3 separate regions of the Homo sapiens genome follow, and all the other regions are linked to region 2. The links are chromatin contacts, found by Hi-C or POLR2A ChIA-PET in ENCODE. All regions are on one chromosome and are shown on one strand. Each heading gives the region's core, a stretch centred on a gene start or an enhancer-like site at or near the end of the contact. The rest is flanking DNA. Distances are from core to core; before and after follow the strand shown.

Region 1 (2,981 bases), core at 475-2,974, 78 kb before region 2:
TTTCTCTTTCAAAGTCTGTTGTCTTTCAAATGGAATTTTTTCTTGTTTGCCTAAATGCCTTTCACGTGATAAAAGATATTTTTCAAATTAGATCACCTCAATTTAAAATACAGTTACCTATTATCAGCCAGCCTGGAGCATAAAGCATTTTAAGAAGTCTCACAGATCTATTTTATTTTTTAGGATTTAGAATTTTCACGGATTCTTTTCATTTTTAAGGATTTTTAAAATAAAACAAACATTGTAGTTTGTAAATTCTTAAGATTTGAGATAGAAATATTGCTCACAGTATTGAATATTCCACATTAGTCAATAGCAAGCAGATAAATATATATTTCTAAATGAAGGGTAGCTCTGGAAATTAGACAGCCATTTTATTACATAAGGTATTCTTGGACAAACCAAAAAAGTGTGTCCTCACTTTTTCCAGCACAGTTTCGTAAATGGAGTATAAAATGTATTTGGAGTTTTAATAAATTTATTAGGTGCCAAACATTTCTTTGCACAATGTCTGTCTAGTTTGTGTCCTGAGGGCAAAACAATGTGTGATATGCTTGCATTACAGTTTTGTGGTAGCTGCTCACAGGCAGGTCACACCATCCTACTTTCATTGTCATTGGCAGTGCTATTTTGTTGAATATCAGTTTTGATATGACTAACGCTTATTTCTCAATTTCACCTTGCATTTTCTTCTAATTTTTATGTTTGATAAAATAGCTCAATAGTGGTAATTAAACCTCTCCTTATAAAGGTATAGCTATATATTTCTCAATGCTTGTCTTTCTAGCAATGAAATCCACATTAAAAACATTTCTGGGAGAAGATAATTTCTTTGTTATTTTTGGATTGTTTAAAACTATTAATACAATATAGAAAAATAATGCCGGGTAAAAATAGGATTGATTCTATATCAAATAGGAATTTGTTTCCTTTACTGCCTTCCTTTTTGCAATGTCTGTGCAGGTCTTCCCACACCTTGGCTAGTTCAGTAGATATATTCAGTTTAGATATATTTTAGTTCGTCACCTCTGAAGCTCAGACAAATTTCCAGGCCAAGTTTTGAAAAATAATTTAGGAGAAACTTGCAGATATTTTGAGGACGCGGCGTGTAACCTCCCATGGCACCGAGACAAGCGACATTCTGTTTGGTGCAAGTGGCGAAAAACACGACCTAACCGTGTTTACATGTGTATTCAGCCATGAAATTGAGTATTATCAACGTTGAAAAAATGCAAATCAAATTAAAACAAGAGAAAATTGTCTTTGGAATTACAGCGGCCTGGAGCCCCCAAGTGTTTGCTTAAATTGAATCATTTAGAAAAGAAAAAACATCTAAACTGCCCCTTCACTATTCTCTTCCGCCCCCACCCCAGGCACGAACCTTGTCCTTTAATTCTACCATGAAATGTATCAAAGTTGAGGCACAAATAACTCTACCTAGGACAAATCACGTTGCAATATATATATATGTGCATATAAAAATTAAATGCCTCCCTCTATCTAGGTGTTCACAGAGTCGGACCTGCTTCCGAAATAAAGCAGCACTCCCTTTCCTCATTCCTGGGTGAGGCCCTAGCCGCTGGCTGGCGGGCTGGCTCGGGCTCCCCGCGAGTGGCCCGGGGACCTGCAGAGCAGCCTTCCTTGGGCTCAGGCTGCGAGAGCCGGAGCGGGTGCTCGGGCTCCGGGAAGGCGGCGTGTGCCCGGGTACCCGGGGCCAGGCAGCCGGGGCCGATCGGGCGCGCCGAGGTCGTCAGAGCAGCCGGCCGAGCCCCCAGTCCCCGCGGGTCCGTGGGGCTGTCCCGGTTTGGCGAGCTCCGGCTGCCGAGATGCGCCAAACGCGGAACCCGGGTTGGCCCTCCGGGGGGTTCTTCTCGTCCCCTCCCAACGCTCACTTCGCTGACATAGGACTTCCAAGGGTCTTAGTGGAGAAGGCCACGAAAGGAAAATGCCTGCTAAATGTCACTGGGGGTCGGGGGAGAGATCGAAAAGAGCACGAGGCAGAGGGACGGTCATTCTTGCTTTTCCCCCACAAATTCTAGAAAGCGCAGGGAACCGACCCTAGGCAGCCAGTTCACACCGGACCCGACCTATCCCACCCCAGTCGCCATGGGCTCTGTCAGCTGTATTCCTCTCCCGCCCTCCCCATCGCTCTCCCGTCTCCGGTAACACTGGCGAGTCCAGGGTTTCTCCTGCAGGTGCCAAGGTCGGCCCCGTCCGGATGAGCCCGCTGGGCACCGCGCAGAGGAGGGCCGGGCGAACAGGCAGACGGCCTTGGGTCAAGACTGGGAGCGCGACCCCGCTGCGGTGGGAGCGGGACCCAGGCAGCCACGCCCACCAGTCTTAATGGGGGACAACAGAGGGGGCTAGAATGGGGGGCGGGATGCTGGTGACACCAGTGGTGGCTAGGATGTGCTGGCACGGCCCTGGAGACACTTTTATCTCATTTAGTGACCTCAGGATTTTCGTTTCGCTCCCCCAGCCTGCACTTTCTCCTCTTCGAACACTCGTCCACCCTGCTCCAGCCCGAGCTGCACCTTCTCCGACCCGGTATCTCAAAAGGAGCTCGAACTCCTTTTCCTCTGGGGAGGAGAAAGAATGGGTGGCCTCCGCGTCACTCTGTTTCCCTTCCTCCTCCTCAGTCCTGATAGAATCGAAGGGCTGCCCTTGTTCCAGAAACATAATAACTGCATTCCAGCTGACTCCGATGGGGGCGGGGGGCGGAGTAGTGGAAGCCCATTTTTATTTGAAACCTGTCCCTATATTTTCCTTCCCAGGAATCCCTGGATAAAGACCAGCTCAACCATCGCTGAGAAAACAGACCTAGGCTTCCCAGGGCGGTTAACCCGCCGGCCTCTGGGCAGAGACTGTAAGTTGGGGTCGTGTTTGGGAGACTCGGGACCCTATTTCCAAGGAGAACTGTGGGGGACATGTTTATGTTTGTTGTTTTCAAAATCAAGCAAAGGAAACAACAGCCAATTAAA
Region 2 (2,978 bases), core at 448-2,947:
AGATGCTGATTTGCTTGTTTTCAACTACTCTTAAAGGACAATGGTGCATTTGTGGTTTATGTTTTTGAGAAGGCTAGTGGTAAGATGGTAGCACAAATCTGAAGAACATTTTGAGCACGCTGGAGGCCAAGCATAAAATCAGAAGGTTGGGATATCTCGTTCTTGGGAGGGTGGTGATTTCAAATAAAAGAACCGAATTTGGGAGACCAATGTGGGCAGATCACAAGGTCAGGAGTTCAAGACCAGCCTGGCCAATGTGGTGAAACCCCATCTCTACTAATAATACAAAAATTAGCCAGGAGTGGTGGCATGCGCCTGCAGTCCCAGCTACTCAGGAGGCTGAGGCAGGAGAATTGCTTGAACCCAGGAGGCGGAGGTTGCAGTGAGCCGAGATCGCACCACTGCACTCCAGCCTGGGCGACAGAGCAAGACTCCATCACAAAAGAAAAAAGAAAAAAAAAAAAGAACTGGTAGCTGGAAGGTTTTAATGTGGTTCTCATTCACCCTAGCTCCAGTCATGTTGACACACAAGCTACTTACCATTAAGGATGTTAAGGTGAGGTTTTCTATTTAAAAAAATTGCTGTCAGGGACACCTGCATTTTACTTGCTGAGTGGAAATATTAGAATATACCCGTGGGTGACTCTCTAAGCTAAGTTTTGGAAAGAAAACACCCCACTGATGTTAGGGCAAAACAATCCATCCTTGGTACACATCCAAACAAACAAAAAAAAAATTCAGCTTAGCTTTCTAATTTTTTTTTTTTTTTTCCTAGCTGGGGGAAGGATGACACAGGGGAAGAGAGGATTATGGGCTTTATAATCACACATTTCCTAGCCTTGCTTCGCTGAACTCAGGCAGATGCTTTGCAGAAACGTGCAGGATTCCAGGCAGGTGGGTGATCAACCAGAACAAGGCCTAAGGAGTGGGGGCACAGCGGGCAGCAGGAGGGAGCTCAGGGGGCAGGCAGGCTTCAGGTTGATGGCAGCACCTGGGTCCAGGCTGGGCTCTGGGCTCTGCCAGGGAGCCTGGAGCCAGGGGTCTCATTAGTACCTGGCTAGGACTGCAGCCGGCTGATGGCAAATACAGGCTATCAAAGCCCTGTCAGCACTCCTGAATGGGACAAAGAAAAGGCGCATTAATGATTAACTCTGCTAAAAGCTCCGGCTTTTGTATTCCCATGGTGCCTGGCCTATCTGGCTGCCATGTGACCGGCCCGGGCCATTTTCTCGCAGATTGGGGAAAGCTAGTGAGCAAACACAGGTGGTTCTGTGTCGGCCGCGCTGTCAGGGACAACCGCGGACAGCACCAGCTATGCCTGGTGAAATTAGCTGCTGTGTTTGCCTCCAGTTTTGCTTCCTGGTGCTCTTACTTTCTAAGTCGAATGTCATTTTGCCACTCATTTTCAACTATTCACAGGAGGTGCTAAAAAGGGGGAAAAGGCCCCCACGCAAAAATGGGAAAGGGAGACACACAACATCATGTTCTTTGAACTCTGCAATAACGTTTGGCGACCAAAGGCGAGGGCAGGGTAAACTAATTAAAACCTCTCAGGTCTTTAACTTTCTGCAAGAGCAAATTTATTCTTCTCAAAGGGAATTATTTTAGTGATCCTGACCAAATAAGCAAGCTACAACAATGACGTCATAAGCCTGCTGGCATGGACCCAGCTCGGCTCCCTGTGCCATGGGGCCTGGAAGAACCTGCTTTTTAAAATGGGCCGTGGCACTAGCGCCCACCCGTACAAGCCGGGCAATGAGAGGGTGCCCTTCCAAGTCTGACCCTGCCTATTCGTGGTTCAGAGTCAAGGTCCCTCTAGTGGCATTATTTGTTTAAATGCATTTCTTCCTTGGTCTACATCAGACAGACCTTCTTTTTCCTGTTCAAATATTTATATGTGTGTATTATTGCACGCGGCTTCAACTGCTCCCAATCACACCAGCGGCCATAAAGCACAGATTATCAGCATGAGGTGATAAAGGCCCTTTGAGTCAACACCAGAAATGAAGAGAAAATGAAATAAAGTTATAAAAAGAGGACAGCATAAATGTCTACAAAGAGTATATCAGTCTGCAGATATTCAAGCAATTAGCTACAATAGGAAAGACATTTTATCCAAACTAAAGTACCGCTGACATGATTAACAACGTTTGATATTTAAATATAACATTCTGCCAGATTCCCAGTTAAGAAAGAGGGCACTTGCGAAGTCTTTGGATTGGAATGCAGTTAGTTCAGTGTTAGTGAATATCAGCTCAAACACAGCCGTGGTGTGTGCTGCGTTGCTTTCCAATGGACGCTGACCACAGAATAAATGTGAGCAGTCTCTAGCCCCAAATGGCAGGGTGAGGCTGCTGTAATCTCTCAGCGCTGTTGGTTTGAGGTTTGTAGTGGTGTTTATTCTTGCTCCTTCCTCGTGGTTCCTAAACTTTTGATTTTTGTGAAATGAAGGAAATATGGTTATAGGCCCCAGCTGCAGGGGAGACTTGGTTGCCCCTGGGTATAAGCACCTCAGTGTGGATTTCCATGTCATCAAGCAATTTTAGCAGATACATTTTTTTGAAGGGGGCTGACAGTAATTGGTTTTTCTTTGCAAGTGCTGATAGGCAGGCAGTGGTGTCACTCTTGCCCGAATTACTTAGAGCACAAGCATCATACATAAAAACCCTTTATTTATTTGTTTATTTATTTATTTCAAACCAAAAATAAACAATTATGAAGAGCATGTGGCCAAAATGAAAACTCAGCTTTTGGTTTATTTCCAATGCCTCCTTGCTCTCCAACATCTTTATGTTGTTTATCAAAACCATAAGTTAGTTCTGTGAAAATCAACATACTGACAAACCTTTAACTAGATTGACCAAGAAAAAGAGAAAAGGTGAACACCATCAATCAATACCAATTTTGGCCATATCCCGGGCAATAAAACAAATCTCAAAAAATTATAAGAATTGAAATCATAGAGAGTGTGTTCTCTG
Region 3 (3,113 bases), core at 301-2,800, 86 kb after region 2:
GCAAATTGCGTGGCCTTCCAAGAGAGCAGGACACATTGTAACCATGGGGACTCCAGACCGTTAATAACATTCTATATTAAAGAACAGATAGTCTGTAGTCCCAGCACTTTGGAAGGCCAAGGCTGGCAGATCACCTGAGCTCAGGAGTTCGAGACCAGCCTGGCCAACATGATGAAACCCTGTCTCTACTAAAATACAAAAATTAGCCAGGTGTGGTGATGGGCACCTGTAATCCCAGGTACTCAGGAGGCTGAGGCAGGAGAATCGCTTGAACCCAGGAGGCAGAGTTTGCAGTGAGCCAAGATCGTGTTACTGCCCTCCAGCCTGGGTAACAGAGGGAGACTGTCTCAAACAAAACAAAACAAAACAAAACGAAACAAAGAATAGGCAGGCCTATGTACCAGATCACAGTCCATACAACACATTAGTTCACATAAGTGCAACTAATACATTCTATTCTATAATAGCACAGCTTGTTATCACATAAAATTACCAGCTTCCTCATAGTATTGTATGCTTCTTATGTTGACTAAATAGATAGAATGAATATTCCCCCATGTGGCAACCTCTATTGAGTCTTCTTTTCTCTGAAACTTTTAAAAAATACATACTTTCTACCAAATTCCACCTAGCATGAGATTGGACACTACCTCAAACTTTTCTCAAATGACTTCATGAGTAATATTCATTTGGTACCTGTAGTAGGATTTATGTATTCTAAGCTAAGAGTTGATACTAAACAAATATTTGAGATTGGTTGCAATAAATCTAAAGAAAAAAACAGCAAATTTCAGTTGGGATGCAACTTGAAATTATCCCAAATATATAAAAGTTTTTGTGATGAATTTATTGTTACATATAATATATTCTCAATATTCACTTACTGAGGTTGATTAACTTTATGCCGTTTTAAGCATTGGGAAACAAACTTAAACAAATTGCCACAGTCAAAAGTCAAATCAGAGTACCAGTGATGTTATGTTTTAAAGCCTTCAGTGTAAGTAATGAATTGCCCAATACATCATGGATGATTTTAAGATATTCCTTGTTTGAGTAAGAGACCAGAAATCACGTTTGCCAAAAGAACACTCTTTTCCCAAGAATGCAGCAAGGCTCCCCATCCCCAGGAACAAACATCACTTTTTTCTTGATGTTGCCCTTAAAATATGAGGCTGAAGTTCAGAGTTAAGCACATCCTGGAATTAGGAACTCTCACCAGCACCAGGTGCAGGGAAGTAGGCAACTTTGCCACTGGCTTATTTTTTTAAGGAGACTGTGCCTGTACTCTCTGAGCAAAGTGGCAATATCTGCAGCTGCCTGCCTGCCACCAGACAGCCAGTCCGATGTGAATTATTTAACAGAAGGTATTGCAACCTCCACTCACAACAGAGGAGGCTTCAAGATTTGTGGGTGACACCCTGACAGGCTGCAGGATCAAAGCCAGGATTTTAGAGAAGAGGTGCAGTTGAGCAGTGCCCGCTGGCCAAGGAGCCGTCATGACCTAGGGGCAGAGGAAGAATGCCAATCCATGCTGCGAGGGTGGCACATTCCAAGGACTAAACCAGAAGAAGTAAGGCCAAGTGCTGGCAAGAGGGAGCCACAAACCAGAATGATTACGTTTTTAAAGCACTGCTTCCTGGTTCAGACATAAAATTATATTTAAATGTCCTGCCTCTTTGCAATCAAAAGAAGCTAACTGAAAGAAACACGCACTTCAAGGCTGTAAATCTGAAACTTCCTAATCCCCGAAAGTCCACACTAGACTTCTTGCCTCCATGGAAACAACAAAGCATTCAGCCAACTGATTGGCCTCCAATGAATTTTAGATAAGACAGCTTGGAAGGGAATGGATGTGATTTTAATGCAGAAGAAAGCGCTGGAAGGGAGGTCCACTTGGTTCATATTTGAATAAAGCAAACAAGGCAGACGAAAGGCTGACAGCTGTAAATGACATTGTCAGTACAAAAATTATCAGCCAGTTTACAATCTGTTTGCTTATGTTGAACAAACAGACTGTGTGTGGCATCCTTCGGCCTGGTGAATGGCAGAAATACTTGCGGGCTTCAGAAAAGCTATCTGCTCTCCTGCAGCCCGGCCACAATTAGATCGCCATTTGACAGCCACACTGAAAAGGAAACTGTGTTCTCTGCCTTCCCCCACACTCCCTTGCCTCTTTGCTTTCTCTTTTCCTTTCTTTCTTTTTCTTGGTCTTCTTCTTCATAAGACAAGCACTGAAGTTGGGTAGAGACACTCGTCCTGTTGTATCAATGGCGTGAATTACGTTAGTTCTGTTTCTGGATCAAGTCGTTTACTGATGTGTCTGACATTCCAAGTGGGAGATCTTCAGTAACCTAGCAAGGCTCAGCGCCAACAGTCTTCATTTTTTATTCCTTACAGGAAGCAGAATCCAGGAGCTCCTGAAAGAATGCCACTTTTTTCTTCTTTGTGCAGCCTGTCTCGCAGACCGTTTGCTTTGAACTTGCTAGCATTGCATTTGGTGCCGAAACAAAACACAAGCAGGGCTGTGGAGCTCTATTTCCCCTGAGCAAGACCCCGATAGCACAACTTTCAGGAGGGAATAAAACCTAGTGGGCGCTACCGCTCCCGGGGAGCTATGCTGAGTGTTTAACCCAGCCCCCAACCTGAAAGGAATGAGTTGTGTGGTCCCATTGCTTAATCCCCTCTGTGTTCTGCAAACTCAGAACACAGAAATAGCTCCTTTTGTTCAAAAAGAATGGAAAGCAAACACAGGTACTAATTTTATCCCTCACGTTCTCAGAGGCTGCCTCTTGTTTAACTGCATCAGAGAGATTTAAGCTGCTGGGAGTGGCTTTTTTCACCGGGCCCGAGGCTGTTTGGGCACTGGGAGCTTTTTACCTAACAGATTCCAGCTCACCTTGGAGTAAGCGAGTGACACACCTCCTTGCCCTGGGCGACAAGTCACCTCTGTAGAGCGCACACACTGGAAAACAGAATAACCTCATAGGAAGACAACAGTCTACAAAATCTAGAGTTCTGATTTTCATCTTCTACCTTGTGTATTGTCATTATTTATTGTGTCTTATTCTTGCTAGAGTTAGCAAATGTATTCATTTGAGGAGAGGATCAAGTCT

What was found. Hi-C counts contacts between places; a loop is a spot of excess contacts on that map. ChIA-PET counts read pairs that join two places held with the same protein, here RNA polymerase II (POLR2A). Pooled maps may share reads with other maps.
Region 1: a map of body of pancreas shows a loop between it and region 2 (1.9-fold over the local background). The contact joins two enhancer-like sites. A Hi-C loop is called at or near these places in 3 of 168 maps with a recorded cell type or tissue (HepG2, body of pancreas and pancreas) and 1 of 50 pooled maps. POLR2A ChIA-PET finds 5 or more read pairs at or near these places in 6 of 52 experiments (A549, Caco-2, HepG2 and 2 more).
Region 3: a loop to region 2 is called in a map of Caco-2, with 5 times the contacts of the local background. The contact joins two enhancer-like sites. A Hi-C loop is called at or near these places in 1 of 168 maps with a recorded cell type or tissue (Caco-2). POLR2A ChIA-PET finds 5 or more read pairs at or near these places in 4 of 52 experiments (A549, Caco-2, HepG2 and 1 more).

Annotation. Positions count from the first base shown.
Region 1 is chr20:22,567,679-22,570,659 of GRCh38, reverse strand. It overlaps LINC00261 (long intergenic non-protein coding RNA 261), which reads left to right. Exons shown (of 4, transcript NR_001558.3): 2 at 2,775-2,866. Among named protein-coding and RNA genes, the nearest start is that of LINC00261, 9.5 kb to the left of the region's middle. RefSeq lists enhancers at 1,172-1,989, 1,990-2,808. Within about 2 kb of position 1,724, at least 5 of the 41 ENCODE cell types and tissues checked have a DNase peak (open chromatin) inside an H3K27ac peak, as active enhancers do; they include body of pancreas and pancreas, where a contact is called at or near this core.
Region 2 is chr20:22,489,215-22,492,192 of GRCh38, reverse strand. No RefSeq gene overlaps it. Among named protein-coding and RNA genes, the nearest start is that of LINC00261, 88 kb to the left of the region's middle. Within about 2 kb of position 1,697, at least 10 of the 41 ENCODE cell types and tissues checked have a DNase peak (open chromatin) inside an H3K27ac peak, as active enhancers do; they include body of pancreas and pancreas, where a contact is called at or near this core.
Region 3 is chr20:22,402,953-22,406,065 of GRCh38, reverse strand. All of the region lies in intron 1 of LOC284788 (a long non-coding RNA gene), which reads left to right. Among named protein-coding and RNA genes, the nearest start is that of LINC01427, 120 kb to the right of the region's middle. RefSeq lists a silencer at 1-155 and enhancers at 2,165-2,274, 904-3,113. Within about 2 kb of position 1,550, at least 4 of the 41 ENCODE cell types and tissues checked have a DNase peak (open chromatin) inside an H3K27ac peak, as active enhancers do.